Linked DNA regions of Mus musculus: region 1 is linked to region 2. The links are chromatin loops, found by intact Hi-C in ENCODE. Cell type or tissue: heart. All regions are shown on one strand. Links, peaks and the distances in the headings refer to the core of each region. The heading gives the core; the rest is flanking DNA. Region 1 has its middle 11 kb from the start of Clec2l. Region 2 has its middle 7.8 kb from the start of Tbxas1.

The links. Hi-C counts contacts between places; a loop is a spot of excess contacts. Peaks named below come from ENCODE experiments on the same cell type or tissue, not always from the same donor. Only the 100,000 strongest peaks of a DNase experiment are listed, where the experiment ranks them.
Region 1: it touches region 2 in a loop (7-fold over the local background); 25 of 42 quality-filtered maps call a loop at or near these places.

What each region holds. Positions count from the first base shown.
Region 1 is chr6:38,644,975-38,660,122 of GRCm38, reverse strand. No RefSeq gene overlaps it. Among named protein-coding and RNA genes, the nearest start is that of Clec2l, 11 kb to the left of the region's middle. In heart, for the core only: CTCF peaks have their summits at 9,368 (motif pointing left) and 10,362; no DNase peak of the experiment used is centred there.
Region 2 is chr6:38,903,600-38,918,747 of GRCm38, reverse strand. It overlaps a transcript of Tbxas1 not described here. Among named protein-coding and RNA genes, the nearest start is that of Tbxas1, 7.8 kb to the left of the region's middle. In heart, for the core only: a CTCF peak has its summit at 7,353 (motif pointing right); DNase peaks (open chromatin) are centred at 5,702 and 7,337; H3K27ac peaks cover 5,346 bases.

The DNA of each region.
Region 1 (15,148 bases), core at 4,447-12,446, 260 kb after region 2:
ATTCAGAGCCACGTCCCTGTGTCTAGAAGGCTCTGTGCCAGGTGTCCCTGTGTTCCTTCTTGTGTCTCAAAATATGACCGTCTACTTCCACTGTTATGTAACTGTGAGTCCTGGCCCACAAACCTGGAGTCGGGGGCAGGAGCAGGCATTTCTTTGTCTTCTTTTTAATCAACTGAAGTATAATTTGGGGTCACTGTCCCACTGGGATGGTAGGAAATTCCATTTCAAATTTTAAAACTCTTTTTCAGACTCTGCCTCTCCCAGCTGCTCTGCCCCGTGGCCACTTCAGCTGCACATCACTGAGTAATGGGCCCTGCTACCCTAAGAAGCCCCAGACCTCTTGACTTTCCCAGATGGAATGAACATTCCTCACCCCAGCAGAGCCTCCAGGACCCTTCCCTCCCCACCCCAACACCTCTATAATCCCTCCAGAACCTGATATCAGTAGCACAGGTTAACCCTATTTCCATGCTGTCTTGTTCTCTGTCCCACCAAAGTCCTGTAGGCAAGGAGTCACCTGTCAAGCCCTCTAAAAGAATTGCTTATAATTCACAAATCTGCAAAAAAAAGTGAATAGTGTTTATTTCGGCCCACTATCTTCCCACCAGCCTGGTTCATCTTTTCCTATGAGTATTGAACATTTCTGAAATGCCTCTGTTAGCTGGACCATGGAAAATACAGATTTGCAAAACCTAAGCCTCCAGGACAGACAGGACAGCAGGAGTCAACTCAGGTTGGGGGTGCTCACCGAGCGGCAACTGCTCCGGTGGGGTCAGTGTGCCCCAGTTTTCCAGAGGACGAGATGACGTAGGAAATGACTCCACGTCTGATGCTGGTGAATAATTCATATTTTTAACATACAATATTATATGAAGAACAAACAAGCAGAAAGAGGCGATCCTGGACTGTCAGGTCACAATGTCTGATTGAAACACCACACAATGTCAAGGTCTGAACAGCCTCTTCACACAGCACAAGTTGACAGAAGTCTCAAGAAAAGCAGTCACTGGATGAGATCCTGAGGACAAACATGTCCAAATGAGGCCTCAGGTCACCTCACTGCTTCAGGGTGGGGGTGGGGGGACAATAAGGACTGGCTTTTGGAAAAATGCTCAAGGAGGGGGGCAGCCAGGACATGAGTGGGGTGGGGACGGTGCCAGTGTGAAGATTGCAGGCTTTTTCCCTTTGGACAGGGCTGGAGACGTCAGGCTGACCCTCCTCCAATGCTGGCACCATCAGAAGCCAAGCGAATCACCTAGGAGACTTGTCTACTACACCTGTCTCCTCTGCGTTTCCACAGAATACCAGGCAGGTCTCAGCTGTGGGCAGAAAGAGGGCCAGGAGTGGCCCACATGTAACAAAATCTGAAGAAATCATTCATTGTGTGCCCTATAAATTAAGAGGAGGGGAAAGAGCCGGGTGGTGGTTGCGCATGCCTTTAATCCCAGCACTTGGGAGGCAGAGGCAGGTGGATTACTGAGTTCAAGTCCAGCCTGGTCTACAAAGTGAGTTCCAGGACAGGCAGGGCTATACAGAGAAACCCTGTCTCGAAAAACAAACAAACAAACAAACAAACAAACAAACAAAAAACAAGAGGAGGAGAAAGATGAAAAACCAAGACAAAGAGAAGCTCCATGGAGACACAGGAGATAGTTATGATGTGGTCACGGGGTGGCACTGTTCTGTAGTCTTTGACTGACTGTTCCAACCAAATTCTCAGGAACTGGGAGAACAGGAAATTGTTGGTCAAGGGTACCAAACTTCCTTAGAGCAGTGGTTCTCAGCCATCCTCATGCTGCAGCCTTGGTACAGTTCCTCACGCTGTGGTGACCCTCAACCATAAAATTACTTTTGTTGCTACCTCATAACTGTAATTTTGCTACCATTGTGAATTATAATGTAAATGTCTGTGTTTTCCAATGGTCTTAGGTGACCCCTGTGAAAGGGTCATTTGGCCCCCAAAGGAGTCACAACCCACAGCCCATAGGCTGAGAACTGCTGTCTTAGCTGTCTTCTGAGATCCACCACACAGCAGCATGCCTATGGTGAATCACACACAGTGAAGTTTGTATTTCAAAACTGCTAAGGGGAATGGCGAGATGGCTCGATGAACAAGCCATTTGCTGCAATTGAAGCTTCAGAAGGCAGAGGAGATGAGGGACCCCTAAAGCAAGCTAGTTAGCAAGATTAGCCATAGCATAAAGCTCTGGGTTTGCCTGAGAGGTCCTGCCTCGGTAGATACAGTGGAAAAACAATCAAGGATGATTCTAGACATCATCCTCAGACCTCCACATACACACACACACACATGCATATCACATGTGTGCACCCAGAAATGAATGGGAAAGGAAGGCTGTGGATAGCTCACTTGGTAACACACTAAGCATTCCTATTTAAAAGCTGAATGTTATGGCAAACGCATGTTGTAATCCCAGGACTGGGGAGGAGGAGCCAGGTGGATCCCCGGGGCTGTCCCCTGGCACCCTCGCACTCAGGCACACACATACACACATGCATGCACACACTGAAACATAAGTCTTAAGTGTTCTTATCAAATGTAATAGATAATTGGGGTCAGAGAGGTGGCTCAGTAGATAAGAGCAGTGGCTGCTCTTGCAGAGGACCCAGGTTCAATTCCCAACACCCACATGGTGGCTCACAACTATCTTTAATGGGATCTGATGCCCTCTTCTGGCACACAGGTTTACATGTAGACAAAGCACTCATGTATAAAATACATAAAGAATTTTGAAAGAAGAATAAGTAATTAAGGGACTTGATATGCTAAATGGATTGAGGTCACACACAGGGATCACCCACAGCAGCAAGGACAGAGTTCTCAAAGATGTGGCCAAGATATTTTCCAGCCCCGGCGGCAGCTGCGCATGTGACCATGGGTGCCCTGTCCTGGGATGTGAGCCTGGGTTCACCGAGCTGCTGGCAAAGCTGTCAGGAGGGTTGAATGCAGCAGGCAACATTACAAAGTCGGTGCTTTCTATCAGTGCTCGTTCCTGGGCAGGAAGAGTGGCTGTGGAGTAAAAGAACAGAAAGGAGGAAAGGGCCACCAGGGACGGGCAAGGTAGCTCCTCACTGATAAAAAGGCCCATGGGTTGCAAGAGGCCTGCAAGCCCAGCCTTTGTGAGGCAGACACCACTCCCTCATCTCAGAATCTCCCATCAATGCCAGGGAGCATTCACAAAGCCAGAGGTGTCATATCAGCCTCCACTACTGGAAATGCCGTCCATTGGACGAGGCCTCGGTGCTCTAACCAATGACTTCCATTGTGGTCTCTGCTGTCGAGTGACTAGATTCTAAGGATGGGTTAGAGAAGCCAGTGGGAGGTAGGAGGTGTAGCTCCTCTGTGGGCTGCTTACCTGGCATGCAGTAGCCCTGGGTTTCAGCCCTGTAAACTGGGCACGGAGGCACAAACTTATTCATCTCTCAAGAGGTGGAGGCAAAAGGGTCAACCTCAGCTACAGCAAGTTTCAGACCAGCCTGGGCTACATGAAGAGTGAGGGCAGATGGGCAGAAAGACTTGGCAGCTAGGGCCTACGATGTTAGAAGCTGGGCTTAGGTTACATCCCAGCTCAGTCTTGTTGGTGTGTTAACCACTTTGCTCCTCATTCTGACCAAGTACCTGACAAGAAACCACTTAAGGGGGGGGGGGATTTCAGTTTGCTATTTGGGGTTAAACCACCATGGTTGTGGAAGAGGTTCAGCAATGTAGAGGCAGGAGCATGAGGCAGCTGGTTCTCTAACCGCTAAAGCACACAACCCAGCAACCAGCACCCTCCAGCCAGGCTCCTCCCCCTCCTCCTAAAGGTTCCACAGTCCCCCAAAAATAGTGTTCAAAGCTGATGACCAAATGTGCAAGCACACGATCCCTGGAGCTGGGGGGGGGGGGGGCACGTCACACTCAATACATAACAGGGTTTAGCTGCCTACTCTCTTTGTGGCTTTACTTCTCCTGTCTGCAGATTGTAACTCCGTTGATAAAATGGTAGAGTGTCTGCCTTGTAGGCATGAGGGTGTAAGTTTGACTCCCAGAACCCACATTTAAAAAACATTTTAAAACAAACAAAACGCCTGGTGTGGTGGTGTACCCATGTAATTTCAGCACAAGGGACTAAGGCTCACTGACCAGCATGCCTAGCCTAATTGTCAGGTTCCAGGCCAATGAGAGACTCCATTCCAAACTCTGTTCAAATGGAGAGGCTGGGGTGGTTCCGTGGTGAAAGCTCTTGCCTCCAAATCTAATGGCCAAGAGTTCTATCCCTCACAGTGGAAAGAGAGAACTGACCCCACAAGTTATTCTTTGACCTCTACATATGTGTTGTGACCCTTACACACTTGAACACACACAAATAAGTGCATGTAGTAAAACGCCATCCATTTAAGTGTAAGCCTAAGCCTCTAATAGGAAAGTCATTTCTCCAGCCCGCAAAACTTTCACTAAAAGTAAGTGATGGCTCCTGCAAAATGACCCAAAGTTGTCCTCTAGTCTTCAAAAGCATGTGTATAGGTATACTACACACACACACACACACACACACACACACACACATTTCCTCATTGCTGTTTGTCTTAGTCAGGGTTTCTATTCCTGCTCAAACATCATGACCAAGAAGCAAATTGGGTAGGAAAGGGTTCAGCTTACATTTCCACATTGCTGTTCATCACTAAAGGAAGTCAGGACATTCCTCAACTGAAGTTCCTTTCTCTGTGATAACTCCAAGTTGACACAAAACCAGCCAGTTTTGCACCATTACTACACTAAGTTCCAGACTTATCTCTATCCTTGTGTAGTAGTGATAGAACCTAGTGGGGAAACCCCCACTCAATTCCTGATTCAGCGTGCACCCAAAGAATCACAAACAGACCATCTTGATGTAATTGCACGAGGTCGTTTAATGACGGAGCTCCAGACCGACATGCATCCCACACAGGAGATAACGGATGTCGGCCACGAGGCTCGAAAGCTAGGGGTTTTTATGGGGTAAGGGGCTTAGGGGTGTGGAAGTCAGCATAGCGACACACTATTGGCTTATTCAAACATCAGTAGAAAAATTACATGTATGTGCAGGGTGTCAGAGTTCTGTGAGTTGTTGACTCAGTTCAGAGAGCCCTGTTATGTCTTCACATTCCTCTTTATCTTTTTTTTTTTTTTTTTTTTGGTTTTTCAAGACAGGGTTTCTCTGTGTAGCCCTGGCTATCCTGGAACTCACTCTGTAGACCAGGTTGGCCTCGAACTCAGAAATCCGCCTGCCTCTGCCTCCCACGTGCTGGGATTAAAGGCGTGTGCCACCACGCCCGGCTCTTCTTTATCTTTAAGGTTAAGCTGTTCCCAGGAATGTTTTAACTACGGGGCATACCCAGGTTTGTTCTTCTTTATTCTCAGCCCCAGGCAGCCTCTAGGCTCACAAACAACCAGCAATTTCTGAGTACTTTATATGACTTACAGGTCTTGAAATTTCATCTTTCTTTCAGTAGCTTTAGTTTGTACCCTGAACCATGTTGGATTTCAGGCTGCATGTAGAAAGACCTTTTAAACAAAGTTGTATCTTCCCATTTGCTGTGTGCTGTTTGTAAAACTTAGCCCAACACACACACACACACACACACACACACACACTATAAAAATGTACCAACTTGGCCCCCTTTTAACTGGCCAACTCAGTGCTGCTCCTCGTATCTATGCAGCCATCTCCACAGCTCATGTCCTGAACATTCCTCATCTTGTAAATTTCTGAACTCACTAGACAACGCCTGCCCTCCTACCCCAACCCCTACTCAGCACTGTATTCCTGTCTCTGAGTCTGACCAGTCTATGCCACTGAAACTGCATGTAACTGGGCCCCAGACCTTAGCACAACCGACTCCATGTTGGAAGTGTCAGTGGGCTGTAAAACTCAGCATGTAGCCAGCACCACCTGTCACTGATGAAAACAGAGACATAATCCATCTAAGTCCATAGTTATGAGAAACTCATGTACTAACCTTGCTTTTTGGCTTCTGCTTCTGGCCCACTGTTCTTGCTAACTGAAGTGTGTCAATTCAGAACATGGTCTTTGTGCTTAAAAGCTTATCCTGAGACAATGTCAATGCTACACCGGGATCCTGAGCACCCAGTGTCATCACCAGCCAGCTAGTAAAGACTTAAACCCATATCCAAGCAGGTCTTCTCTGGTGAGTACCCCACAACACTGCACAGCCATGTTTTATGGGCCTGGAAGTCTGTGCACAGTTAACACGCATCAGAATGGCTCTTAGATTTCTTTATTTGATCTTGTTGGAATTAGTAAGAGGAACTCATCAACTTTGCGCATTTAGCCCCCTAATGCCCCTGGGTACATGTCAAACATAAATCACCAGCTGTGTCACCACAACATAGCATGAATCACCTAGTTGCTGGCCAAGAACAGAAAGACATTGTCTTGTCTTGTGCGCATCGGACTCACCAGCAAGAACGACGCTGCAACAGGATCCTTCTGCACACGTTTATTGGGAGAGCATTGACTGCCTAGGCGAAAGACCCTGAGCCCAGAAATGGTGCTGCTTATATAGGCCTAGGATTGATGTGTCCATACCTGATTGGTTATGCTACCAGTACCTCATTAATATGCGTCGGGCCAGGCAATGACTCGGCAAAAATAACTCTTATGCGCATGCGCACATTGGTTGTTTACCCATAATCATGGGCGGTGGCCAGTGGTAGCTAGCGCTATCTTGTAATGGCGTTTGTGGCTTCCCACAGTCTTGCTCTGTGTCGACTTGGCTGGTTCTGTATTTTAGTTCCACGTGCAAACCTCATCCAGGCAACTATGCTAACTTATGCTGTACAGATACTTCCCGGGTTAGCAGCAGATTGCTAGACCCAGACCAGTGAGGGAAAGGAGAAACACATTGGCTCTTACAGTTGAATGTTGGGACACCCTCAGCCGGACTCAAGCTCCATCGCTGAGATAAGCACTATACTCTACCTCTCCATAGTCTGCCTTTGTCCTCTCCATGTTGGCTTTGTCCTCAGACTCCGCACAGTGGAAGGTAGCCACTGAACTGGCATCTTCCCATGGGCAGAATCAGCAGAGAAAGTTCAGACAAACCCACACCAGCATGAAAACACCACGCATTCCCTGTCTTGTTTATGGTTTCTATTGCTGAGAAAAATACCATAACCAAAAGCACACTGGAGAGGGAAGAACTTATTTCACTTTACAACTGTCAGGACACACTTCATCATCCAGGGAAGCCAGGACAGCAATTTAAAGCAGAAACCTGGAGATAGGAACTGAAGCAGAGGCCATGGAGGAATCCTGTCTACTACGTTATTCAGCCTGCTTTCTTATACAACTCAAGACCACCCAGCCTAAGGATGGAACCACCCACCATGGACTCAGCCAACCGACATCACTCATTAATCAAGAAAAGGCACTACTGACTTGCCTCCTGGTGAGTTTTATGGAGGCAGTTTCTCAGTTCAGACTCCCTCTTCTCTAAGATTCTAGCTGCTGTCAGATTGACATCAAACTAAGCAGCATACATCATCTCCTGTGACAGTGACTAAGGCTAAAGTGTTGATCACACATCCAGCCCTGGAGTTGGGGTCAGGGCCATCCCCATCCAGATTACAGGACTGGAAGTGGGAAGAGCAGGGAAGTGGTGGCGCAGGACTTTAGTCCCAGCACTTGGAAGGCAAAGGCAGGTTCAGAAAATGTTTCAGAAAAACATTTTCTGAAAGAAAAAGAAAAAAAAGATAAGAAAAGAAAAAGGAAAAGAAGAAGAAGAAAGTGAGAAGAAACAGTCCCCAAAGAAAATCCAGGCTACTGCACACAAGGGACCAGGGTCAGTGGTAAAGCACTTTCCTACCATGGGTAAGATAGACCCCAATTCAATCCCCAGTGCTACAGGAGAAAGTGTGTGTGTGTGCGCGCGCGCGCGCGCGTGTGTGTGTGTGTGTGTGTGTGTGTGTGTGAGGGGGAGGGGGAGGATGGGAGAGGGCAGGAGAGAGCAGGGGAGGGGAGAGGAGAGGAAGGAAAAGTGGTCAACTGAGATACTCTTCTAAGAAGGGAAAGACTGCTGTTCACAGAACAACAGGGCTGGAGATGGCTCTGGGGTTTGGGACACTTGTTGCTTTTATAGAGGACCCAGGCTCAGTTCTCAGCACCTACACGGTGGCTCACAGATGTCTACAGCTGCAGTTCAAGGGGATCTTGATGCCTTCTTTTGACCTGCACAAGCATCGAACATACACACAAGCAAAACACCCATACATATAAAATAAATAAATTTTAAAATTATCAGTAAGAGAAAAAGAGGGAGAAGAAAGGGTAACTACCCTGGAGCCCAGTCTGCAGGGGAGCTGTGTTTAGCATTTCCTGAGGGACGATCTGAGGTCCGGAGAAGCTGGTTCTTGCAGAGAGATTGGCTCATGGGTGAAAATGATGCTCTCAGTAACGATTCTGCCAAGACCAGCTGCCTCATGCATTAGACTCTCCCAGAGGGTAACAGGAACCTGCAAGGGACAGGAAGCTCACCCGCACCAGCTGAGGAAAAAACCCAAATCTGATATGATAAGTATTTTTAACGACGGGAATAAATACAGGCTTTCTTATTACAAAACAGGTACGTAGATAGGCTGTTTTCGGTAAATACGTTATTTAAGTCAATTTTCTTTCTAATTTAATATACAGTATATATGCTTTTAAGAACTCTAATACATGGTTGGGCTGTATGTGTGAACCTGTTGGTAGGCTGGTTGCCTTGCATACACAAAGCACTGAGTTTGACCCTCAGCCCTTCATGGGCATGGTGGGACACTTGTGATCCCAACACTCCAGACAGGGGCAGGAGGAGTGTGAACTTAAAACCATCCTTGACAACATAGCCTGTACTACCTGAGACTCTATCTACAAAAGTAAATGGTTAGGATTTTTTTTTTTAACTAAAAAATTAGGGTTCTTTGAAGCTTCCTGTAACCATCTGAATTCCTTATATAAGATAATCTGGAGTTACCACAACTGTGATTACGTCATCCTCTTATTGACACATATATAAATTATCAAAAAAGTAAAGATATTTAAATTAAGAGAGAGAAAGAACTAGACCCAGGAGACACCTCACGACCATCTCCTCCCATCAGATTAGCAGCCCACCCACCACCACTATAGCCCGTTATTAAAAGTACTTAATTTACCTAATGTTAATTACTGTTTAATTATGCAAAATATAATCCTACTGGGGCTGGTGGGAGACACTGTCATGGCCTAGCACTGCTTTCACTCTCTTGAGAACCCATATTGGGACAAGATTCTTGTCCCAGGCACCACAAGGCTAGCAGCAAACACTCTGCTTTCCCTTTGCACACGGCCGCCCTCTAGTGACAAGAAGGGAGTACCGCTGCAATCTGATGTGCTGGAGAAGACTGGCACCTCTATCTGGGTGGAACTTTCTGGTTTAAGCACATAGCTTTATGGTGCGGGGTAAGCCAGCTGTAGACCCTGCTAAGGAGCGTGGTTGGTGGCCCTGTTCTCCTTGACAACTCGAAGCCTGAAAATATCGCAACGAAGCTTTCTGGTGACTGTCCTCCTGGTGACTGCCCAACTGAGAATTGCCCAGAGGGCGCACATTTAGCAAAGCAGAGGGCTCCTATCCTCCCTGAGCCAAGGCCTGTTATAGTCTGAAGATTCCTGGTCCCTAAATCTGCTTCCGACAGCCACCTCGCACCAGCACCCCCTCTTGTCCCAAGCATATACAGACAAGCATATACAAGCCCGTTGGCACCCATCCCAAACAGCAGGACCAGAATCCTGGCTCCTTAGATCCACCGAGAAAGATCTTTGCCGGTGTTTCTTGCAGCTGTCTTTCTTGGGCAATGGGACTCTTAGCCACACGTGGTGAGTACATCAATTGAAGCCGCTTGGATGCAAGCGGTGAACAGCACCTAGCCAAAACTGCCTCACATGGCTTCGCAAGTTGCTCACTGCACAGAGGTACTGGACCTGGGGTCGTGGGGATCTGGAATGCAGCCCTGACCTGATAACAAAGTTAGGCTTGCTGGTGAGGGGCTATCCCGGGAGGAAGGAGCTCAATTTCTAATGAGGATTGTTTTGGGGTTTTTTGTTTTTGTTTTTGTTTGTTTGGAGGGGTGTGTGGGTATGTGCGCGCGCACACACGCACACAGAAAAGTACATTGTGGGGCACTTTTTGTCCAGTTTTCACAAAGGCACAAACTGACTGCTACAGTTTAAATGTGAAATGTTGCTTCAGCCTAGGCTCCTTAGCCCCTGTCTTCCCATAAGTAGAAAATCCTCCAACGGGCCCAGGACACTTGCTGGTTAGGGCTTACTCTACCCAGGTTCTGTGCTGCCCCCTAGGGACACTTCTGGGGACTAAGGTCAGCTTTCCTGTGGAAGGCTGGTATTGATGTGTCTTTACCCCTCTCTCTGTCTTTGTTCCTCAAGCCTATCTCCAGCAGCCAAACTCATCTCTCTTGTTCTCAGAACGCCTCCAGACTGAAATACTATTCCAGCCGCTACATTCAGGTGCCACTGCTGTAGAAGGTATCCCTGGGAGGTCACAATACTTATGTAAGACCCTCCTGTCTAAGGGGCTGGAGAGCCAGTTCAGTGACTAAAAGCACTTACTGCTCAGGGTTTCGTTGACAGCACCCACATGGTGGCTTACTACTTTAGCTCTAGTTCAGCAGTTCTCAACCTATGGGCCATGACCCCTTTGGGGGATGGAATGACCCTTTCACAGGGCTTGCCTAGGACAATTGGAAATATCCTATATCTAAAACAGGATTCATAACAGTAGCAAAATTACAATTATGAAGTAGCAATGAAAATATTTTATGGTTGGAGTTCACCACAACATGGGGGACTGTATTAAAGGGTCATAGCGTCAACAAGCTGAAAACCACTGCTCTATCTCTAGGGGACCTGATGCCTCTCTGGTCTCTTGGGGCACTGCATACACATGTGCTGAGTAAGTTTCCTCTAAGATTGAAACATTCCATCCTTCAGGGAAATTCCTTAAACGGGAAGGTAAACAACACAAGCACCTTCAGGAAGTCCCTAAAACTGAGCAGATTCACTAGGTCCTTCTCTGCCAGAGTGAGCAATAAAAGCTGAGAATATTTCTCAGAGAGGCAGAATTTAGTTGCAAGTCAAACTGCCAAAAAATACCAGCCTGGGAGAAGCAGAAAGCAGCCCAGCTGCCTGGAAGGGGTTTAGTCCAGGCCACTTGGGAAGGGCAGTCTCCAATCTGTTGGCCTGCCTGCAGGCTGTGTGTGCACTGTGCTCCAGGTTCCCAGCTCTGTCACCCACACTGGGGTAGGCCTTGGTGATGCAGCTATCTTTGAGTCATTTCTGCTCCTGTAAGTAACCCCAGTAAAACTCCTGGCTCACCAAATTGGACTTTGGTGCTGTCCATTTTTCAGTCTGTCATGGGCTCCCTATTTAGGGTGAATAAGACATATGTGTTTTGTCCCAGAAAAGGTTTTGTCACACAAAAACACGGTGCATATACAAACATTCAGGCAAACAAATATAAATACAAACACAAAATATAAATTAAAATTTTAATTGTTTTAAAAAGATCTTCCAGTCTGTCATTTGGACAAGTTCTTCAGTATTTGGGGCTCTTCCCATAATTGTACCCATCTAAGGAAGCTAACCTGCCTGTCCTGAGGTAGCAGTAGTGGCTGGGAACAAGAACAGGCTGTTACAAGATTGACACAGGCTAGGGCTCGGATATTCGAGTACCTTGTGCCAGGTCAGATCAGTCTGAGACAGCCAAGTACAAAGCCAGACAGAACAAAGTTGACCCTCCCAGGTATCGGTGGGGTTCCTGAAGCTTTTGTCTTGACAGCTTAGGGATATCCACTATCTCCACCCTGCCATTTAGCTTGGCGTCCATCCTTCCCAGAGAGGTCAATTTCTAGAAGCACTAACCTTCAGAGACAGGCAGAACCAGAGGCTGGTGGGTTTCCAGTGACCTCGCTCTCATCCACAAGCTCTGCAGAGTGGGGTCCAGAATGGAGCATCATGTTTTGCAAGGAGACCCAAATCCTTCCCCACAGGCTAGGCGCTCAGTGAGACACAGACGCAGGTTCTAGAAGAGGAGCTTGAGCTGCAAAGCACTGAGCCCCCGAGGAGGAATGTGTGCCTGGTCTCAAGGAAAAGTAGGCTGGTTTTTAAAGCCTTGACTTATAAAATAATACCCAGGAGGTCTGGCATAGAGGATGATCGATGGACTGAAACTATTGCCCAGAACAGCCGAATAGTCGGAGAAGGCTCAGCTGGTTCAGGTACACCCATGGGTTCAAAGGAAGTGTCAGGCCCCAGACTAGAGCAGGCATAAGTGAATGCACAGGACCTCTGAGAGGATGGCAACAGGGCAGGCAGTGCCCACATGAGACAGGAAGGGTGTCTGAGCCCTACAGAGGTAAGACCAGTGTCTGGAAGCTGCCTTTGCATTGTGTGCGGGGAGTGGAATGGGGCTTCTGACCCAAGGACACATGGCCTCTTTCAGAACACGCTAAGTCCTGGGATCCTTGTATAATTAAATCCCTGAACACAGGCAGCCCTAGAAATGGACTCACGGTGAAGCTGTGATTCCCCCTCATAAAAACAGAATGACAAGACTTGAGGAAAGGAGGTGGTACTTCTTATGCCTGAACATCCAAAAGCACATTGCTACCCACTACTGACCTTTGGGGTCCTGTCCATCAAAGAGACAATGATAATGCCCCAGTACGAAAGGAAGGTGCAGGGTGGTGGTGGCACATGCCTTCAATCCCAGCACTCGGGAGGCAGAGGCAGGTGGGTCTCAGAGTTTGAGGCCAGCCTGGTCTATGGAGCTAATTTTGGAACAGCCAGGGTTACCCAGGGAAACCCTGTCCTGGGGGTGAGGATCGGGGGGAGGAATGGAGGAAAGAAGGAAGGAAGGAATTAAAGAGATAGTAAATTCAACTAACATTGTTAATCTGCAAAGCTGCCCCCTAAATTGAGGGCTGCATTTAAAAGTAAGTCAGATGCCAAGGAGGGCATCCCCCAGACTGGCATGTGAACCCGTTGGGAACCCTCAGCTCTCCCGAGACTAAGCAGATGAACCCCCAACCACACATGCACCAGAACAAAGGACTGCTCACAGACGGGAGGGACTCAGCGTAGCCTCTCCTCTCTGTGCAAGAAGCTTCCTTAAAAAAAAAGAAAGAAAGAAAGAAAGAAAGAAAGAAAGAAAGAAAGAAAGAAAGAAAGAAAGAAAGAAAGAAAGAACCAAGATCAGACTGAGAAATCAAGACAGATGAGAATCTAACCTGCTCACAAAGGCACAGAGGAGCAGAGAGCTGCAGGCCCCTGGCAGGATGGAGGCTGAAGGGCAGCAAGTCACACGTGGCTTTCAGTGACGACGGACAACAACGATGACGACAATGATGACGACAACGACGATGATGACTAAAGGATCCAGCAATCCTAGTCCAAATGGGGTGAGGGAGGAGGAGCCATTCACTAGGGGACAGACAACTGTGGGTCAGGCATGAGAGTGGCTAGGGACTTCAGAAATGGCCTAGGTGGGAAGAGAGGCCTAGGATCTGGGCAGAGGCCCGGAAGAGCCCTGCATGGCGATCTATCACTTATACACCCTTGTGAAAGCCCCTGGGACTCCCTGCCTGGGTTCTACTCATGCTGCCTCAGGGTCCTGGCAGCGGGTGGCCTGCAGCAGACAAGGGTGCTCCGCGTGTGCTCTGCGTTTGAGGGAACTGGACCTGTTGCTGTATCTCGGTCTTGGCCAATACTGGAAAAGCATGTGGAACTCTTGTACTTAAGAGACTTTGCCTTCTCCCACCTTCCCCTCATCGCCAACACCAATTTCCCTGCTTTCTGATTTCCCTCCAGAGTCTGTGATTACTCTGCTTTGTCTTGAACCATAATTATCTGGCTGTCAACATATCTGATTAGACTATTGTTTTTAACCACTGTCATGAGTTTCTGGTGACATACCCTATGCCCATCTCTTAGACCTTTGCGAGGTAATCTGAGGTGGGAAAACCCCTCTAGCAAGTCTCATCCCAAATGCCTGATGTATTCACAAGAGGACTATAATACCCAACCTTGGCTGCCTCGTCCCTTAGCCTCTGCGACCCTCAGACTTTGCCAGTCTGTCAGGAAAAGCTTTCTGTAACCTACCATGTGAGGAAGGGACTGCTTCGACTCCTCGTGTCCCTTGGACAGGCTGTACCACTTTGTCCTCCATCTAGATCTTTCTAAGCATTGAACCACAGACCCAGAAAGATCCGCTCTGACAGGATGATAATCCATGATACAAGGAAGTTTACCACAAATGCCACGAGTCAGTTGTCCATTCACGCCTCAGTTATGACCCCACTTCCCAGGAGACTGAGAACCCATAAGTTGCTTAGTCAGCTTTCTGGTACTATGACAAAATAGGAGATATTAAGCCACCCAAGATAAAAGAGGGGGAGAAGTCTGAGAAAAAGAACAAAAAACAAAGACACAGCCAGGCTTGGCAGGCTCTGGTGAGCACCCACAAAGCCACTCACTGAGAGGCACGGCGGTGCTGTCGCTCTTCCCTTAATAAACCTCTCTACTTATCTCCCACTAGGGAACCACCTGGGAGAGTGGCCGCCAAAGGTGGGGAGGAGGTGGATAGACCAAGAGCTGTAAGCCAAACGCTAGATAGACAGAGGTGCCCAGCGCAGCCCCACCATGGAAAACCATCTTTTTGCGTTTGCTTGCTCACCCACTGAAAACAAACCTTGAGTACTTGCTTGTCTGACCTACCTGTGCCCTGGCGTGAATTTTTCTCTCTTTGGAGCATAAGAATTGTAGAGACTGGGATCAGAAGGATTTGGGGGGTAGGGTAGAAATTTCCCCACCCACAGCAGAGGACAATGCTGGAGTTTTTTTGTCCAAGACTGGCTGGATCCTTGGCTTTAAGCATGAGGCAAGGCAGAATATCATGGTGAGAGAGGGCTGTGCCTGAAGTTTACTGCTCACCTTATGACAACTGGGGTGGGAGAGGCAGGGGCAGAGTACCCTTCAAAAGGCAATCCAGTGACCTGTTTCTTCCATCTGGGCCCATCTGCTAAGAGCCCATTCAGCTATGGACTCATCAATGGATT
Region 2 (15,148 bases), core at 3,138-11,137:
CACCTTTGTCGATCTGTACTTCAGTGGTGACACAGGCCAGGGCACTCTGAATGTTCCATGGATTCTGGGGGCCAGGTGGACAGCATCATCTGCTTTGTAGCCAACCACCTCCCAGTGCATTGGTTATAGGATGCAAGCTCCTGACTGAGAGGAGAGGCATGCTCACAGTATTGGTGCAGACCACAGATCTTACCTCGGGTGAGCGCTCTCAGCATGAGTTGTTGGTTGTGTAAAAGCTCACTCGTAGTCGTGTGTGGGTTGACTGTTCTAGCTTCTGGTCTAATTTGATGAAAGACACTGGATGATTTTATTTGCTTATTCATCAGCGTGTTTCATCCTGAAGACAGATAAAAAGGTTGGGTGAGCAGGAAAACACCCACCATGACGTTATTCGGCCATTCATAGAGTGTATATGGGGTCAGCATCCGCCATACTCACAAATGATGCTGGCCCCCAACCCTGGAGAAGATTCTTTGCAGATGGATATACAGTCTACAAACGAAGGAATAATTACCAGTGCAGAACAGTGCTGTGAAGGTTCTCAAAACGGAGCTTCGGGGACAGCCTGTGGGATGGCCTGCTAGGAGGTATAGTGGGGAAGACTCTAGGGAGGAAAGCCATCACTGAGATTTGCCTGTGAGAAAGCAGTTTGTCCTGTAGAGAGCTGCAGGAGAAGCAGAAAGAGAGCATGGGTGGAGGCCTGGAGGTGGGAAAACCTTTCTGCGCTTTAAGTACTACGGTAAGACCCACGAGCCTTGTTCTTTTCCTCAACTACCCCCCCCCATCTTTCTTTCTCCTCTCTCAGAGTAGGCTTCTCCTCCACAGGGTCAGATAGTCTGCTCAAATTAAGGAGCTACCATGCAGAGTGACAGCTAGTGCTACTGGAGCAACGGCAGGTTTATGGCCATGCTCAGGGAAGGAACAACCTCAGATGTGACTGAATTCAGTGCACATGCCAGAGCAACACTGTGGAAAAAACAACATATATACTTGTGTATACACACACACACACACAGTGCTCCCTAAGGCGTCCAAGGTGAGATAAGTGTGAGAAAGGCTGGTCTAAACATTAATCAGTAAGTTTATTTACTGCAGCTCCATTCAGAGCTATGAAGTTGCTGATATGCCCTGGGAATGTTGAGTGGGATGTGGCCAGCAGCATAGCCCAAGTGCCTTTGACCACAGAATCCTCCTTCAGGGGCATTTATTAACACAGCTCGGATGGAGTACTCTAAGGAACTTGCTCTGAGAAATGTTGATCGTGGCAAAGTGTTATTTATAGAGAGGGAAACAGAACCCCAGAAAGGGAGAGGGACTAGAATAAGGTCACATAGTTTTGTCGTGGTATAAGCCAGGTCATCCATTCCGTCCTGAATGTGTCTGTTATATCACCCTATGGATGACGTACGCTCACCCCTGATGTGACCCCAGATGCTCATTGCCATTGTTATGGAATGCAAGTGGTCAGCCAGAGATACCCAGTTTTCTGAGGGGCTGCTCACACCCGAAGGATAACAATAAGTGTGGAGGTATCCCTAGGTGACGTGCGATCTGTAGAAACTGCAAATGCTATGGAGAGATGGTGTCCTGGTAGGTTTCTTTCAGCTTGACACAAACCAAAACATATTGGGGAAGAGGAATTCTTAATTTAAAAAAAAAATGTCTCCGAAGGACTGGCCTATAGGAAAACTGGTCTTGATTGGAGATTGATGTGGAAGGGCCCAGCTCACTGTGGGTGATGCTGGCCAGACACTCTTGGGTTCTATAAGAAAGCAGGCTGAACAAGCAAGCCATGGAGAACAAACCAGTATGCAACACTCTTCCATGATCTCTGCATCAGTTCCTGCCTCTGGTTCCTGGCTTGACGTCCCTGGATGATGGACTGCGCACTCCAAGATGAAATAAACCTTTCCTCCCCAAGTTTCTTTTGGCCATGGTACTTTATCACAGCAATAGAAAACTGAGACAGACAGCCACACCCTTTCTCTATCTGCTGCGGGACAGAGATAATAACCAAGGACTAAGAGAAGCAAGCTAGCCAAGATGAAGCGGTAGGGTCAGAAATAAGTGACCTAAAGGATTTTCAGCAGGAAAGTAACATAAACAAGGATTTATTAGACTTTTGAAGTTCATGAAGCAATGTAGGGACATTCTGTTGTCATATTAAAGTACTGCCCCTAATATATCAATATTTTTTTCCATGTGGGAAAAAATTCTTATATCCATGCCATTTTACCTACTGTGATGTATTCAAGTCTGCACTTCTGTGATGTGTGTCACTTCTACATCCAGAGCAAGGTATCCGTAGCTACTTATGGATCTATTCCATGGTTACTGGGGGAGTCAACTAGCCAACCCTCTGTAGAGTGTCATTCACATTTCCAGTTTCTTGACTTTACAGGATCTCTTAGAAGTGGGATAGCTGGATGAAAAGGCAAGTGTTACCTCTCTGAGCAGCGTGGCTTCCTGGCCCCTGTTACCTCTGAGCAGCGTGGCTTCCTGGCCCCTGATTCTGAGAGCTGGGGGTGGGGGTCAGGGGCACTGAGACCACATAGTAGGCACCCCACAGAGCTTTTCTCTTGTCTCCACACTCCGTCTCCTTCCCCTCCTACCCTGAGGCAGACATCTCCCCAAAGTTGAGTCAACTGTTTTGACTTAAGTCTTGTGTTTCTTTTTAAAGCTTTTCCTCCATAAATTCCGTGGTATTTCCTCCATATTCCTGTGTTTAAAAACTGCATGTGTGGAGAAGAGGTGCCTTGCTTCTCAGTGGAAGGTTCCCAGCTGCTCAGTGCTAAGCTTGGCTGTCTCTGACAGAAAAGCAAGACAGAGGCAAAAAGAGGCGTCCTCAGGGAACACTCAAGGCCAGACTAGCCCCGAGCAAAGAAAGTGTGTGGTACCTCCTTAGCACTCTGCAAGCGCCTCTCTAGATCACCTCAGAGGAACCCTGGGAAGAGGTGAGCAATGCTTCTAGAAATACCTATTAGCAGGTAGATAGGATGGTTTATACCTTTGAGGAAGAGTCCAGCCAAGAGGCTGTGGGTCATCACAGTAGGAGACGATGCTCTGAGTGAATCAGGAGGCATGGAAACTGGTTAGGAGAGTTATCTTTGAGGCTCTGGAAAGGCATAATGGATAGTTGTATTCTGGGAGCTGGGTTAGGGGATGAAGGATGTCAACGGTAATGCCTGACCTTCTAACTTCTCCCCTTGATGGTGTCCTGCAGCACAGTGAGGACATGGGGGGAGGGGGAGGAGTCCAGGAAAGAGCCTAGGTAGGGAAAGGACAGTGGCTCCAGTGTTTGCATGCTGAGCACAAGCACATAAAGGACCTCACAGGTAACAAGGCTGACCTGCAACAATGAGGAGAAGGACCTGAAGTGAGAGAATGGCTTCCATCTTCAGAGACATTTGCATGTGGATAGGATGGATGGTGAGCCACTAAAAAACAAAAACTCCACCCCCACCCCCACCCCTCCCACCCCAGTTGGTAAGAAGCTTGCTGTGTAAACAACAGAATCCAATTTTAATACCCAGAGCACACACAAAGGAGTCAGCTGTGGTAGCACAAGCTTAAATAAAATCCCAATACTGGAATGGCAGAGTCAGTTGAATCCCTTTGGTCTGCTGAGCAGCCAGCACACCCTACTGAGAAAGCCCCAGGCCAATGAAAGACACTGTCTCAAAAACCAAGGTAGATGGTATCCCAAGAAACAACATCCAACGTTGACCTCTGACCTTCTCTCATGCATGCACACTTGTGTGCATACACACACACAAAGCCTGCACACAGACACATGCACACACATACAGAGAGAGAGAGAGAGAGAGAGAGAGAGAGAGAGAGAGAACACATGCTGCAAGGAAGGGCAGAGAGAAGTCTGGGAGAGAGGAGGGTGGATTCCAGAGAGCAAAAAAATCACAGAGAAGCCATATTCAGTGCTGAGGGACTCAAACCCTTTTGTTCCTAAATGTCCTCACACTGTAGTTCCTGTGGTCTTAGGAACTTACACTATTGCTCCAAATCTCAATTTTCCCCCCAACTCTCATAGTTGTGGGGACAGGGATGTGCTCTGTGTACCTGGCTTAGCAAAACTTCAACCCAGCAAGCACTTGATGCAAGCAGTCACAGGGCATGGCCAAGGACATTGACTGCTTGAGTGCAGTGGCTCCCAACATGTTTTTGGATTTGGTATTGGGGTCCCTATGGTTACCCTCATGATGGCTTTGGGAGCGGCGTGTGTAGAGAGTCGGGGCTAGAGAAAAGCAGGCTTAGAAAGGGCTGGACCAGGTGCCACTCACTGTCTGTGCATGATGTGGTAAGAGGATGTAGCATGCATTTGCAGACTTGTGAAAGACAGCAGCCATCTGTGTGTGTTCCCTGCCTGTGATAAGGGCAGAGCTCTCTCTTTGCTTCGGGGTTGCTATGGAAATACGGACAGGTGCATAAACAGCTTTAAGGTCTATGTCAAATCTTGATTTTGTATTGGTTTGTGAGGGCAGGGACCATATTTTCGATCTCATTGTGCAAGCATGCCGCCTGTCGCTCTGCCGTCTCTCCTTCCTGCCCGTCATTAGCATCCTCGGGGCCCACCCCTCCCCAGTCTGTCCTCTCCAGCTCCATTCTCATTCCCAAGTTTCAGACCAATATTTCCAGCTGCCCACTGGGTCCCCCTCCCTGACAACTATCTCACAGATGCTGCCGATTGGAAATATCTAAAACTAGATTCGTGACTGCAGCTTCCATCTCGCCTCACCTCTCCCACATTCTGTCTCTGTGGCTCCAAGTCGAAAATTTGGGCTTACCCGTGACTTTACCTCTTCCTACCCACCATTTCTTGCCATGAGTGAAGCACCAATCCCTGCAGGTTCTGCCTGCCAAGCCTCCCTCAGTATGCCCACGGCTCCCCTTGTTCATCCACTACAGCTCATTCCATTGGTTCCTTGGCAGCTGCTCTGTCAGACAGCAGCCTAGGCCACGAGAACCCTGATATGATAACTGAACAGGAACTGATCCCACTGGGCTTGTATTTAGAAAGACATACAGACATCCATTCCTCCACCGCCGAGTCTGTGCTCCATGCTCGTGTCTCTTACTCGTCTGCAAATCTCCTCCTTCTCATTCATTCTCACAACCGTGACTCATTGGATTTGCACAAGGGACTGACTGCCGTTGCTTTGTGTGCCTGAAAAATGTAGAGAATGCTGGGGCCCTGAACAAGGCCTTATATTGGACTGGATGCTGTAGGAGAAATGTGGGACAGTCGGTACTTTCCCTCTGAGGAGTGGGGAAACCATTAAAGAGCTTCAAGCAGGGCAGTGAGGAGATGCTAGTTAGACCAATTACATTCCTTCTGACTTCATTACTTAAAATGAAATTTGGCTCATCAGATGAGCATCTAACACCCACGTGTCAACATCACACAGGTCTTCCCATCTCAGGGAGGCAGAAGTGACACGATCATTTAGATTTTGACTGGGTATGTCATCAGAAGGCAGTAGACAGTGCTACTAGACAGAGCTACCACGGGCTGCTCTTGATGTTGCTCTCCAGATATGGCCAAGCCTGCCTCCCTCACTTCTCCATTTTTCCATCAATATATGTCACCCACGATCTCAGCCTGTGAGCTGTTGGCACGTCCTAAATTGTCAGAGACTCTCTCTTGGCATGTCTCATGGCTGAGTGTGGCCACATGTTGACAATGAGACACGCTTTGCCTACGAACATGCAGAGTCAGCAGATGGCTCGACTGCCTTGCGGCAAGTCAGAGAGCTTTCAGCAAGTTAGAGCCCGGAACAGTCATTTGTCACCTCCCAGTCACTGGGCAAGCCAGGCACTGAGGAAAGAGACTGCATGGCTAGAACGCAGAATTCAGACTCTACAGAGCTTGACAGCAAGACCATAGTGGCCTTCCTTATGTTGTCAGCACGGGAACATCCCACCACAGGGTGAAGAGGGCACCATAACATCTACACAGGGCCAGTGCTCATACAGCAGAAGATGGGCTATCAGTCAGGAGTGTAGGCAGCAGCTGCCTCCAAGAAAATCATTAGTGCAAAGCAGGACCCTGCTATCCCCAAAGAATTGCATGGAGATTAGAATTGGGTCTAGGGGGGAAGCTAGGAAGAATAATGTTGTAACAAAGATCTGCCAATCCTTGTAAGGAAATAGATATAAAGTTGCCATTCACATAATGGTCCAAAGCAAGGCATCCTGTGAGCAGCTCCCACACAGTGTTTGAAGATCCAGGCTCCCTTCATCCCATAAGCTTGTCACTCAACAGACCTTCAGACATCCCTGCAGGATCAGCCATAGCTAACTAGCCTATGGGAAAGAAGAGGAGGGGATTCTGGGAGGTGGTGCTTTGCAAGTCAGGCCTGGAAGAAGTAGAGATCTCTACTACTTTTTGCCTTGGCCTGGATTCAGATATGAGGCCACACCTAACTGTAGAGGAGGCTGGGAGGTGGAGTCAGACCTAAGAGGAAAAACCATTAGGTTAGGGGATATAGAACATTCCTGCCCCTGGTAGGGAGCCCATGAGACTCTTCTGTGGGACAAGGCACTAGAACAGGCTAGTAACCAAGGCTACATCTGGACCAACAGATCAGGAGACAGGCATGGAGAGGTATTAGCTCCTAAGGGGATGGCGTGTCAACCTTCAACTTCCCAACTACCTAGAGGCTCAGCTGAGATCTGGGGTCTGCTTTATCCAACTCCCAGGAGCCTGCTCCCAGTCTCACAGGGACTCTGGGTCTGTCTGCATGTGACATTCATCTTAGCCCACTCAAAGACCCTCTAGGATCTGGTGCTGCCTAAACCAAGGCTCAGTTTCCTCTACCCTGAGAACACTGTGAACTGAAAAAAAGATTTGCTCTATGACCATGGCTGGAACTCAGTGACAGAGCGAGCGCTTGCAAGCATAGGCCCTAGGCTTAATCCTCAGTACTATCAGACAGAGAGAGAGAGAGAGAGAGAGAGAGAGAGAGAGAGAGTCCTAGCTCATGAACTTATGGCAGGCCCTGGGTCACCTACACCTCACCCTTCCTTCATAGGCTAGGTTCTTTCCTAAACATCTTCATTACTCAAGAGTAGATGCCCCCTCAGGAAAGGCCCCCAGGACATCCCAGAAAGCAGGGTCTGACCATTTTTTTCCCTACCATAGCACCTCAAACCTATACCACCGAGGTTACCTCTATATACTTACACTCCAAGCATAAGTTAGGCTTCTAATGAAGACTATATCTGGCCCAGTGTTGTGCCTCCAGTGGCCAGGAGGTGCCTGCTTGTCTCTCAGTTCACAGAATGCTGAATGAGTGAAGGAATAAATGAAATGAACTCTTGCCTGTGTTTTAGGTAGCTGCCACCAGGTGGCAGTAGTGCTCTTTGGGTTATGAGGGTAGGTGGTAGCACTCCAGCAAATTGCAGTGTGTTCCCATTACCCAACCAGCGGGAACATTTTCTAGACAATAGCCATCAAGTGACTACTCAAAACTAGGTGTCCAAGAAAGCTATGATGGTGAACTTCCAGAAGGAAAGACAGTACCATGGTGTTGTGGAGCCACTAGACCTCTCTCCACAGAACATTCTCTAGGTTGCACTACTTAACTCAAGCACTAGAAGCTGCCCATGGCTGTCTGGACTCACTGTCTCTAGTTCTGCTTGCTTATCTTATCAAGGGTTCCCAAGTAGACCCTTCTGACTGGAGGCAGGGTTCACAAAGAAAGCTAATGAGAGATAAGGCTAGACTCGGGGCGGTGCCAGCAGATGGAGGCCTCTAGATACCAGGCTAAGAAGCCTGGACTTTATCCTGAAGGTGCCAGACTTGTGGTTAAGATTCTTGCAGGCCTGCATGTGTGTGTGCATGTGTGAGCAGGCAGGTATGCATGTGTTCAAGCACATGTGTGAAAGAAGGTAGAATAGGAGGGAGGACACATACTAAATACCTAGGGGCTGTAGAGAGAGACTCACAGACAGGAGACCCACACAGCTGTAGTTTCATAAACAGGGCTGAGGCCACACAAGGGAGACAATGTATGACAGCCATCTTGGGCATGCTCTGGAATGTTCCTCAAATAGAACTGGAGAGGCTGAAGACCAAAACAGTGTGCCCCGGGAGAAGCCTGGGCTGTTGGATAGAAGAGAACACTGTACATGACAAGAACACAGAACTACTTGTCACAGTAGGAAAAGATGGCCCTTCCTAGGCTCCATGGGACTTGTAACTTCTTATCCACTGAAAAACTGTCCGGCCTACTCTGCTCCCAGCCGAAGGCTGTGGAGTTAAGCCCCACCCTACCTGAGGACGCACTGCCCTGAGGGGAAGACCTCAAGGCTCTGGGGCTACAAGCAAGAACCAAGGATGAGACTTCTGAGGGACATGGAGAAGATGAAGGCCATTCGCTTTTCTGTTTGGTGGGCAGAGGGGTCCGACATGGCTCTGTGTGCACAGCACACGTTCATATGTGTCAGTGTGTTAGCCAGCAAGCTCATGGAGGTTCCGGGACAACCCTGGGTGTAGATGCTTGTTTGTTGAGACAGGGTTCAACCTCCCAGGGTTCTCCCGGTTCTATCTCCCATCTTCCACAGAAGTGTGGGGATTCTGGGTGTACGCACAACTGGGTCCAGTTTTACCCAAGTTCTGAGGCTTCAAACTCAGGTTGTTGGGCTTGTTCAGCAAGCGCTCTGCCCACTGAGTCATCTCCTCGACCCCGAGGACAGTTATTTTTAAGGGGAGTATCTGAAGCTCCTAGTCTCTAGTGCACTGGTCCTTCAACTTGATCTCACGGGACTCCCCTGCACAATAATATCTGGGCCATTCAGCAGAGCTTCAGACTCAGTGGGTCTAGGCTGAGACCTGAGAATTTGCATTTTAACAACTTCCCAGGGGCTGCTGCTGCTGATCTGGGCTCCTGGTGAGGACGCCCGAGTTTCTCAGCCCTTCCTGTCTCCCAGTACTTATAGTTCAAGGGGAGGCATTTTAAAATTCCAAAGTCTAGTCTTACAGCAACTGAATGGAAATCCAGAAAACACCTGGCCTAGAGACTCTTCTCCTCCCCTCAGATTCCAAAGGACACCTCTCCTCCAGGTGGCCTCTCCCCAAGCCCTGGGCAGCCCCTAACTTTTATTGCCACCACACTCCTGGGATCAAGTGTCTTTGACATCTCCCAATAACATTATACGAAGTCCTGCAGAAACCTAAGAGAGTGTCCTTTCCCTCCACACAGTAGTAGAAGATGAGGTAGCATAAGGTGTGTGTGGGATGGGTGTAAATATGGGTCTAAAATCCCACATAATTGCATGATGGAGAGGTGTTGCCAAGGTAAATTAATAAGAAAACAGTTGGGTGATGTTTACCAACAAAATCAGTTTGGGGTGTGTTAACTACATTTGCTCATTGAAATAAGCTGTCGGTTAGAATAAGTCATGTCAGAAGATGCAGCCTTCCCCCCATGGAATGGACCACATTATTCTATCTGCTTGGTCAGGCTACCAAGAAATAGGAAAACTGCCAAGGTAAGGTCTGGGAGCCTCGTAGGGATGCTTTGCAAAATCAGTCAAGCACTCTCTCTGCTCACACACACTCTCTCCCTGTGATTGATTCTCTTACAGCGAGAATCTTATAGAATAGTAGTGCAATGAGGATTTGAGGCAGAACTTGGACTATATCTAGGGTTGAAGGACCTAATGCCATCACCCAAGACACATGGAGTATCCACTGGGTGGCAGGCTGAAGGACAGAGCTGGGGGGCACCTGGGGGACCAGGACATCAGCCGGAAATGGAAATCACAGGATGGAACAACTGGGTGACAATGGCAGTCTTGGTAAATGCCCGGGGACAACACAGACGATCTGGGCACCGAGGTAGCTGCCCACTCTCATCGAGCATCCCTGACACCAGGTTGCTGGCTCTCTGCTTGAAATCCTCCCCCTCCTCAGAAAGCGGCGGTCCCTGGGTTGCTTAGCTTTGGCATCTGTGTCATGTCTCTCCAGGGCCCTAAGTCAGTGAGATGCCAGGACTCTCACTGGAGCTCTGCTGAGCTCTCTGTGCCATCTTGTACTAGGACTCCACACTCGCTCTTTCCTCTGATGGCAACGGCCGGCCGTCTCCTGATTCAGGCACAGCTGGGATGAGAGAACACTCTGCCAGGCTGTTACCAGCCCAGCCCAGTGACCCTTGAAGACAAGGCTAGAAACTGGCAGGGAGAGGAGTCAGAACCCAGTCACCCACACTGGTCATCTCCCTAACAACCGTGAGGGAGGAAGAAAGGAAGGGACAGAGGGACAGAGCCATGCACTCCAAACTTCAATCTTCATGAAGAACAGACCAATAGCCCAGGCTGTGGCCGAGTGAACAAGACACAAGCAGAAGTCTGGATATGGCTTCTCAAAATGCTAGGCAGGCAGATGGAGGATTTCCAGCAATGAGAGGCTGATGTTGTCTGAATGGAGCTTCCTCCAGGCCAGACAGGAAGCACAGAGGTGCTGGCAAAGGTAGCACTGAATCCTATGTCCTATCCCAAAGAACCACTGAGTTGAAGGGAAACGAACAGACAAGGATAGAAGCAATACACAGCCAACAGAAAGGAAGAAACACTCTTTCTTTGGTGATTGGAGAGCAGGCAGGTACAAAGGAGGTCCACACCCTTCATCTCGCTCATCTCTCATTAGGAATAGATCCCAAATGTCGCAACTTTCTGTGTCTGTCTTCACAGAGTTTAATATGAAGAAAGAATATAATAATCTGGATAATTCCTCATCTTTGAGTTACCAGAGCCTAGAACTCCAGGGAAGGTGGCTTCAGGTACATACTTACAAACAGGCAGTACAGGGACCCACTTGGGTATCTGTGAGCAGTTTGAAGACTATAGGACATAAGTCTATAGTGGGTATTTTTTCCAAGAAACAGGGTCTAAGTAAGAAACCTAAGAACCCTGGACTTACCTCAGACATTCCAGGAAGCCATAATCAACTCAGGAATCTCACCAGCCCTAGACCAGAGGCCCAGAGGGATTTTGGTTTCTTTGGGATTGTTTGTTTGTTTGTTTGTTTGTTTGTGGGAAGAGGTATTTTGTTTTTAGACAGGGTCTTACTATGTATCCCTGGCTGTCCTGGAACTCACTGTGTAGACCAGGCTGGCCTCGAACTCAGAGAGATCCACCTCCCTCTGTTTCCTGAGTGCCAGTATGAAAGCAGTATGCCACCACACCCAGCCTTGTTTCTCTGTTTTTGGTTTTAACTTTTGTGATAGAGTCTTGCTACACAGCTCAGTCTGGCCTCAAACTCCTGACCTTTCTGGATCAGCTTCCTAAGTGCTAGACCAAACCTGGGTGGTCTTTGGAATACTGGACAGAAAGGATTCATCCCCGCCCCTAGCTCCCCCCCCCCACTTCCCACAATCTCTTCCCCCACTTTTGTTTCAAACACCATGAGGGCCTCCCCAGGGGGTTCACCTTGCAGGCACAGTCAGAGGGGTGGGAGCGGAATGTCCATGGGAGGCTGAGCAGGTATCCAGTTATCTGCACAGGGATACCGCAGCTCTTTGTCCTTTCCAAGCAGGGAGAGAGAGGTAGAGTCGGGATCACCAACAAATTCCACCTCTGCTTCTTCTTACCTGCCCTTCCTACTCTTTGTTTTCTGAGAACAGTTCTTTCTTCATTTAGGCACAACCCACACGGTGCACCAAAGGGCGAAAGATGCCTTGGCTCGCACACATGGCAAAAGCAAAGGGTGAAGCCGGGCGTGGTGGTACACGCCTTTAATCCCAGCTCTCGGGAGGCAGAGGCAGGTGGATTTCTGAGTTTGAGGCCAGCCTGGTCTACAGAGTGAGTTCCAGGACAGCCAGGGCTACACAGAGAAACCCTGTCTCAAAAAAATTAAAAAAAAAAAAAAAAAAAAGCAAAGGGTGTTTTATTCCTTCCATCTGTCTGAACTTAACATTTAGAATGAGTGTGTGTGTGTGTGTGTGTGTGTGTGTGTGTGTGTGTGTGTGTGTGTGTGCGCGCGTGCGCGTGCACATGTTCCTGTGTGGACAGGGACACAGGTATGTGTTCATGTGTGTGCTTGCATGCAGAGGCCAGAGCACAACCTTAGCTGTCATTCCCCGGACATTTTGTTGTATTTGTTCATGTGTTTATTTTAAGACAGGATCTCTGACTGGCTTGGGATTCACCAAGGAGACTGGGCTGGCGAGCCAGAAAGAGTCCAAGAATCTGCCTGCCTCTGCTTCCTCAGCATCGGGATTACAAGTATGATCAAGGTGCCTGAATCTTTTTTTTTTTTTTTAACATGACTTCTGGGGTCTTAAAACTCAGTGACGGAGCCATCTTCCCTGTCCCTGGCATGTATTACTATTATGAGAGGGAGGGAGTTCTGGGAAGTCTTTTGGGTTGGGTCAGAGCATCAGATTTGAAGGCCACTGTTCTGTGCCTGTACATCCTCCCCCCAGGCCTATGGCTGAAAAGGTCACCCCTGCAATGCAGGCCTGACACCGTGTCTCTATGTTCATGCTACTTGCTTGGTAGGAATTCGGCCTTGACCACTCAGTGCAGAACGTCTCAGCCTGGCTGCCTTTGCTTTGGAGAGACCTCCCATCAGTCTTTTATGATTCAGAGAAAGACGTCAGCTATTTTGACATCCCCCTGTGCAGCCGCTTTCAAGGGTGGCAACAAGAAACAAGTGTAACACACTGAACTGCCACCCGTACAAGACTGTTCTGTGACAGTTATACTGAGGCCAGCATCTGAGACCCTGGGATGTGAGAGCTGGAAGCCACTGGGCCTAGATTTATGACCATCCCTACATTTCAACCATCTGCTTCAGACATGTACCTGAAATTTATGAAAGGCAATTGCTCTGGACGGTACAGGCCAGGAAGTGCAAGGTTGGGGGGAAAAAAGCCAACCTACCTCACAGAGACAGAGGCCTGTGGGCCAATTTCAGGCTTTGCTGCTTTCTGGGGGCCTTTCTCATCACAGCTGAGTATCCTCCGGGACACTATGTGTGCAATTGTAAAGCAATCATATCTGGCTTCACATTTCTGGACCGTCCCTGCCCAGGTTCCTGGCAACCCTGTCGTTGGAGTGGCCCCTGTGTAGCTCTGTTGGATTGGAACAGTACTTTCCTTTTTTATTTTTATTCTGTGTTTTTCTTTTTCCCCTCAAGTAGTTTGTTGCATAGTCTTTCTGAATTTTTCTGAAAGGTTATTAATTCTTAAATTGAGTGTGTGTGTGTGTGTGTGTGTGTGTGTGTGTACCATGTGCATACAAGTACCCAAGGAGACCACAAGTGGTGGTGGGAGGCCTCCTGATGTGAGCACTGAGAACGAAACCTGAGTCTTGGGTAAGGGTCACTTGTACTGTTAACAACCAAGCCATCTCTCATCCTGTTCAGGTTTTGCACTGTGTCTAGATGTTGGTTCCAGAAGTTAGTTCCACCATGTCTCTTTTCAAGAGATTTGACTGTACTGTGGAATCTACAGACAAGCCTAAGTCAGCAAACTCAGACCTAGATAATCCTTCCAAGCAACATCCTTTCCAAGACAGGGGAACCTGCTTGTTCCCCTTTGACTTCTCCAGTGGGGACAATCTGGCTGTGCACAGCTCTGAACAATCACATTTAGCCAGCTCTGTACTTTTGTAATCTGAGCACTGAGTAGATAGAGGCAGAAGGATCAGGGATTCAAGGTTAGCCTCAGATACGTGGTGAGCTCAGGGCAACCTGGCCTATGTGAGACCCTGTCTCACGAAGTAAACAAGCATTTATAGGGAGATGGCTCAGTGGGTGAAGGGCTTGCCACAACACTGTGAGAACCAGAGATCCTCAGCACCCACACAAAAGCTGGGCTGCTGTGGTGGTCTGCCCATAGGCCCAACACTGGGGTGCAGAGGCAGGAAAGCCCCTGGGGAAGTTGGATACTTAGAATAGCAATAGTGAGTTCCAGGTTTAGGAGGGGACCTGACCTCAGCAAACAAAGTAAAGAGTGATTGAGAAGGACGTTAATACCTGGCCTCTACACACGTGGACACATGTGGACCCACGTGCATCTGTGTCCACAGGCATTCAAAGTGCATGTACACATGTGTGTATGTGAATACATGTGCACATGCAAGCAAATAACCAGCCTCATTGGGGAGGCTCCCAAGTCTTCCATACACTTCATCTTTAGATAAGAAGCTTAGATTTCTTTTTTAAAAAATCTGTATCACATTTAATGAGAGAGAGAGAGCGCGCGCGCACACACGCTTGTGCCATGGTATACACTTGAGTTAAAGAAAACCTTGCTGAAGCCAGTTCTATCCTGCCATGTGAGCCCTGGAGATCAAACTCAGGGCATCAGACTTGGCAGCGAGTGCCTTTTCCCACTGAACCATCTTGCCAGCTCAAGAATCTACGAATCTTGGGAAATGTCTGCTAACAACAAAGGTGACCACAAAGGTAAACCTGATAAAGGGTGGCCGAGTGCAGATATTATGTCTATCTATACCTATCATAAGCAAGCTATAATATTCCCGCATACAGAGAGATTTTTGACAAGTCTAAATCAAAGTTGGATAAGGTTGAATCCAACTCTAAAATAAGGTTTTTTTTAGATGCTACTCAAATTTGAATGAAATTTGAAAAAAAATCCATTTTTGGATTTTGCCTTTTAGACTGAGGCCATTTGTAGATATAGAATCTTAAAAACTACAAACTTTTCCTTAAGGAAAGACTCTGGTCTCTCTCAGGTTTCAGTGACACACAGTTTCCTCAAGATCTGAGTCTAGATGAAGTGGCGTAGTTTGAGGCTATGTGATATGGTTAGTTTTAGCTCTGTTATGGTTTGCTTTTAAATATTTATTTGTGAAATATAAATCTTGCTAAGACTGAAATCTGTGCTGGAGAAGTGACGGCAACTTTGGCTGTTGCTTAATGGAGCTGTTGAATCTGCTCAGAAAACAAAAAAGATTCTGTTTTATAAACAAGTCATCCTTGTATGGGATAAAACAATTCTAGCGGATACACGATGACTCGTTCCTGGTTCTGATCTGAGCTAAATTTCTGTAGATGTCTTATAACTTAGGAGCACAAAGATATCGTCATGTGCAGTTAATTGACTGAAAAAAATATAAGTCTCTTGGAAAAGGCTTGGAAATTAGAGTCTATGTCACCATA